2 separate regions of the Homo sapiens genome follow, and region 1 is linked to region 2. A link is an interaction called in ENCODE POLR2A ChIA-PET data of the cell type or tissue named here. Cell type or tissue: endothelial cell of umbilical vein. All regions are shown on one strand. Each heading gives the region's core, and the rest is flanking DNA. Links, peaks and the distances in the headings are about the cores only.

What was found. ChIA-PET counts read pairs that join two places held together with the same protein. Peaks named below come from ENCODE experiments on the same cell type or tissue, not always from the same donor. Only the 100,000 strongest peaks of a DNase experiment are listed, where the experiment ranks them.
Region 1: POLR2A ChIA-PET joins it to region 2 with 5 read pairs; 4 of 35 experiments call an interaction of 5 or more read pairs at or near these places.

What each region holds. Positions count from the first base shown.
Region 1 is chr12:111,739,825-111,742,737 of GRCh38, forward strand. All of the region lies in intron 12 of ACAD10 (acyl-CoA dehydrogenase family member 10), which reads left to right. Among named protein-coding and RNA genes, the nearest start is that of ALDH2, 26 kb to the right of the region's middle. In endothelial cell of umbilical vein, for the core only: no CTCF peak of the experiment used is centred there; a DNase peak (open chromatin) is centred at 1,647; H3K27ac peaks cover 1,733 bases.
Region 2 is chr12:111,617,737-111,620,649 of GRCh38, forward strand. No RefSeq gene overlaps it. Among named protein-coding and RNA genes, the nearest start is that of ATXN2-AS, 20 kb to the left of the region's middle. In endothelial cell of umbilical vein, for the core only: no CTCF peak of the experiment used is centred there; no DNase peak of the experiment used is centred there.

The DNA of each region.
Region 1 (2,913 bases), core at 122-2,621, 120 kb after region 2:
CTTATTTGGATCCTTTCTTGAACAAATTATTTGGAAAAAATTTTGATGATAGTCACTGAAACTTGAATTCTGAGTGGATAGTCGATGATATGAAGAAGTTAACAGTTAACGATTTTTTAAGGGTAATAATAGTATTGTGGGTTTTTTAAAAAACATTTGTTTTTAGAGTTTTGAAAGAATCCTAGATGAGATATTTGGGATTTACTCCAAAAAATCCAGGACAGTGGGAGTGGGGATGGCAGGGAATGAAACCAGACTGGGCTGGCATCGATCATTGCGGAAGGCGAGCAGTAGAACCCGTAGGCTTGTTATTCTCTCCTCTCTACTCCTGTGTGTCTTTGAAATTTTCCAAAAGGAGGCCAGTCATGATGGCTCACGCCGGTAATCCTAGCACACTGGGAGGCCGAAGTAGGTGGATCACCTGAGGTCGGGAGTTTGAGACCCCTGGCCAACATGGTGAAACCCCGTCTCCACTAAAAATACAAAAATTGCCTGGGTGTGGTGATGCCGCCTATAATCCCAGCTACATGGGAGGCTGAGGCAGGAGAATCACTTGAACCCGGGAGGCAGAGGTTGCAGTGAGCAGAGATCGTGCCACTACACTCCAGCCTGGGTGACAGAGCAAGACTCCATCTCAAAAAAAAAAAAAAAAAGGCCAGGTGCGGTGGCTCATGCCTGTAATCCCAGCACTTTGAGAGGCCGAGGCGGGGGGATCACGAGGTCAGGAGATCAAGACCATCCTGGCCAACATGATGAAACCCCGTCTCTACTAAAAATACAAAAATTAGCTGGGCTTGGTGGTGTGTGCCTGTAATCCCAGCTACTAGGTGTCTGTAATCCCAGCTAACTAGGGAGGCTGAGGCAGATGAATAGCTTGAACCAGGGAGTCAGAGGTTGCAGTGAGCCGAGATTGCTTCACTGTTCACTCCAGCCTGGTGACAGAGCGAGACTCCATCTCAAAAAAAAAAAAAAAAAAAAGAAAAGAAAAAGAAATTTTCCAAAAGCAAAACTTAAAAACAAAAGGCAAGGAGAAAGAAGGAGAAAGGAATTCATCATGGGATTTGCTAGTGCTGATGGAGTGTTTAGCTTTGCAGTCAGTGACACCCCAAGCTTGCTGGCAGCCTGTGTTCTCAGCCAGGTTGCCAGAGTCTTCTGAGAGAAGCAGTTGCAGTAGGGGAATTGATCATTCATTCCCAAGTATATGAGCCTCTACTAAAAGCCAGCACTGTGCTAGGTGGTCCTGGAGATACACAGTCATGAGAAAAACTGTCCGGAGAAAAACCAGTACCCAGAGAATTTCTAGTTTAACTGTACCTGGTCTGATAAGCAGGGGATGCTGGAAGCAGGAATTTCTGGAAACAATATTTTCCCTCTTTTAGGAAAATACAGTATCAGCTGTAAGCCACTATTTCCCATTTTTTTTATAGTTTTCCAATAAACACTAACCAGAAATATTTACTTAAACAGAATGGCTGCTAAGTCCTTATGGTGATGAATAGTCCTGGTCACCTCTGATATTTCCTAGCCGGCTGCCAAGTTTTCTCCCTGCTCTGCTCCAGTGACCTGGGAAAAGCTTAATAGACTGCCCATTTTAGAGTCTCCACACTGAGTGTCCTCAGCCTGTCTCTCAGGAAGCCCTTTGACATGTTTTTAAGATCCTGTGAGCCATCGTTGTGGCTTCTGGTTTCTCTCGGCCCAGAGCTAAAACACCCCACCTGTTTGCCACCAGACAGAAAAATGTCTGTTTGTTCAGGCCTTTATTCCTCTTATCTTACTGTGCACTCCTTTCCCTCCCTCTGGGAAGCCAGCCAGACACACTGAGGAAATGGCTTAGTTTTCTCATGTAAAAACAACAAAATCCATTTTTTGAAAGAATAATATAAAAACGTATGATGAATGGGGAAAAAACCAACTATACAAACATAAATATTACTTCTGTACATTTGTCTTCTACAATTAGCTTTAAAATCATTTTTGTTTGAACAGCTGAGATATTTGGTACTGGCCAGGAAAACTGGAGCTTAGAGAAGGGGTATCTGTTTCCAAGACATTCTCTCTATGGTGTCATTTACAAAAGACTTCAAATCAGCATTAGATTGGGAAGGGGATGAGAGAGACCAGAGCCCAGTGAGCAGAAGATTAACAGTATGTACCTGCCCAGCCCATGTGTCCTTCTCCTTCCTTAATAAGTGGGTGCAGAAATTAGATTTCTGGTAGATGGCCACTGAAATTCTATAAAGTGCTTATGACTGCAAGTTAAGTGGACACCAGTGATGTGGTCTCTTCTGCTGGAACTACATTTTGGAAAATATACCAGAAGCAATAGATCTAAATCAATCCAAGCTTATACAAGTGACTTTTTTCAGGGACAAAGTAGCAGTCTCAGAGTGGGAGCCAACCAAATAGAAGAAAATTAAGAATACACCTCTTACTCTGTTAGAAGAAGAAAATCCTTATGAATAATAAGGAACATAAGGGAGTATCTTTCCCTTCAATGTGCTGTGTGCAGTCCGAGGAATAAGGAATAAGCCCCCACTGTGTGTCTGCAAGGAAGAGGCTATCTGGTTTCTGACTGACTTCCCTGGGTTAGGTTCATACCTAGCACCCAGAAGGTCCTCAGTAGAGACCTATTGAGGTCCAGTAGGCTAACTCTCTGCAGGGTAGCAAAGAATTTGCTCTGAGTTTGTTCCTAACTCTGTAAGGAATAGTTTAAACTATCTTTAACACCAAAGCTGCATGAAAATGGCTGTCTCAGCTGGGCATGGTGGCTCATGCCTGTAATCCCAGCAGTTTGGTAGACTGAGACAGGAGGATTGTTTGAGGCCAGAAGTTCGAGACCAGTTTGGGCAACGTAGTAAGGCCCCATCTCTTATTTAAAAATAAATAAAATATTTATTTTTTTGAGACGGAATT
Region 2 (2,913 bases), core at 134-2,633:
TTTTTTTTTTGAGACAGAGGCTTGCTCTGTTGCTCAGGCTGGAGTGCAGTATCATGATCTCCGCTCCTGCAACCTCCGCCTCCCGGGCTCAAGCGATTATCTTGCCTCAGCCTCCTGAGTAGCTGGGATTACAGGCACCTGCCACCACGCCCAGCTAATTTTTGCATTTTTTTAGTAGAGTCAGGGTTTCACAATGTTGGCCAGGCTGGTCTTGAACTCCTGACCTCACGTGATCCTCCTGCCTCAGCCTCCGAAAGTGCTGGGATTACAGTCGTGAGCCACCGCACCTGGCCTCAAAAATTTTTTTAAATTAGCCGGGCATGGTGGCACGCATCTGTAGTCGCAGCTACTTCAGAGGTTGAAGTGGGAGGATTCCTTGAGCCTGGGAGGTTGAGGTTGCAGTGAGCCATGATCGCAGCACTGCACTCCAGCCTGAGCAACAGAGCAACACCCGGACTCAAAGAAAAAAAAAGACAAGAAAAGAAAGAAGAAAGGCAACTGAATAAAGAGAATCTACTTACAGTATTTCCCTAAGCATGCCCAATTGGACTTTTTTTTTTTTTTTTTGAGATGGAGTCTTACTTTGTCACCCAGGCTAGAGTGCAGTGGTGCAATCTTGGCTCACTGCAACCTCTGCCTCTGGGTTCAGGTGATTCTCCTGCCTCAGCCTCCCAAGTAGCTGGGACTATAGGCTCACGCCACCATGCCCGGCTAATTTTTGTATTTTTAGTAGACACAGGGTTTCACCATGTTGGTCAGGCTGGTCTCGAACTCCTGACTTCGTGATTCACCTGCCTCAGCCTCCTAAAGTGCTGGGATTACAGGCGTGAACCACTGTGTCTGGCCCAACTGGATTGCATCCTCCACCTCCCGAGTTCAAGCAGTTCTCTGCCTCAGCCTCCCGAGTAGCTGGGATTACAGGCGCCCACCACCACACCCAGCTATTTTTTTTTTTATTTTTATTTTTAGTAGAGACAGGGTTTCACCATCATGGCCAGGCTGATCTTGAACTCCCGATCTCGTGATCCACCTGCCTTGGCCTCCCAAAGTGCTGGGATTACAGGCGTGAGCCACCACGCCCAGCCTCCATAGACTATTTTTTAAACAATTTTACTCAGGTATAAGTCACACCCTATACAATTCACCCATTTAAAGTATATAGTTCAGTGAGTCTTTTAGTATATTCACACAGCTTTGCAACCATCACCATAGTATAATTTTAGAACATTTTTGCCGGTCATGGTAGCTCACACCTGTAATCTCAGTGCTTTGAGAGGCTAAGGTAGGAGGATTGCTTGAGGCCAGGAGTTCAAGATCAGCCTGGGCAATGTAGCGAGACCCTGTCTCCACAAAAAATAATCAGAAAAATTAGCCAGGCATTGGGGTGCATGCCTGTAGTCCCAGCTGCTAAGAAAGCTGAGGCAGGAGGATCACTTGAGGCCAGAAGTTGGAGGGTAGAGTGAGTTAGGATGGTGCCACTGCACGGCAGCCTGGGTGACAGAACAAAACTCTTTTTTTTTTTTTTTTGAGATGGAGTTTCGCTTTTGTTGCCCAAGCTGGAGTGCAATGGTGTGATCTTGGATCACTGCAACCTCTGCCTCCTGTGTTCAAGCAATTCTCCTGCCTCAGCCTCCCGAGTAGCTGGGATTACAGGCACGCACCACCATGTCCAGCTAATTTTTTGTATTTTTAGTAGAAACTGGGTTTCACCATGTTAGCCTAGCTGGTCTCGAACTTCTGACCTCAGGTGATCAGCCCCACCTGGCCTCCCAAAGTGCTGTGATTACAGGCGTGAGCAACCGCACCAAGCCTTTTTATTTTTTTTTTTTTTGTGGGTACCTAGAAGGTGTATATATTTACGGGGTACATGAGATGTTTTGTTTTGCTTTGAGATGGAGTCTTGCTGTGTTGCCCAGGCTGGAGTGCAGTGGCGCAATCTTACCTCACTGCAACCTCCACCTCCTGGGTTCAAGCAATTCTCCTGCCTCAGCCTCCCGAGTAGCTGGGATTACAGGTGTGCACCACCACGTCCGGCTAATTTTTGTATTTTTAGTAGAGGCAGGGTTTCACCATGTTGGCCAGGCTAGTCTCAAACTCCTGACCTCAAATGATCCACCCACCTTGGCCTCCCAAAGTGCTGGGATTACAGGCGTGGGCCACCGAGCCTGGACACGTGAAATGTTTTGATACAGACATGTCATATGTAATAATAACATCATGGAGGCAAGGAGCTGTTTTGTTTTATTTTGTTTTGTTTGAGACAGGATCTCTCTCTGTCACCCAGGCTGGATTTCAGTGGTGCGATCTTGGCTCACTGCAGCCTCCACCTCCCAGATTCAAGGGATCCTTCTACCTCAGCCTTCCAAGTATCTGGGACTACAGCCAGGTGCCACCACTCCCAGTTAATTAATTAATTAATTAATTAATTTGAGACACAGTCTTGCACTGTCACCCAGGCTGTAGTTCAGTGGCGTGATCTTGGCTCACTGCAGACTCTGCCTCCCTTGTTCAAGTGATTTTGGTGCCTCAGCCTCCCGAGTAGCTGGGAGTGCAATGGCGTGATCTTGGATCACTGCAACCTCTGCCTCCTGTGTGCAAGCAATTCTCCTGCCTCACACAAGCATGTGCCACCACACCCAGCGAATTTTTTTTTTTTTTTTTTTTTTTGGTATTTTTAGTAGAGGCGGGGTTTTGCTATGTTGGCCAGGCTGGTCTCAAACTCCTGAGATCAAGTGATCCACCCGCCTGGGCCTCCCAAAGTGCTGGGATTACAAGCGTGAGCCACCATGCCCAGCCTTCCCATTGAGATTTTTTTTTTTTAATTTTAAATTTAAATTTTTTTTTTAGAGATGGGGACCTGCCATGTTTCCCAGGCTGGACTTGAACTTCTGGCCTCAAGCAATCCTCCATCTC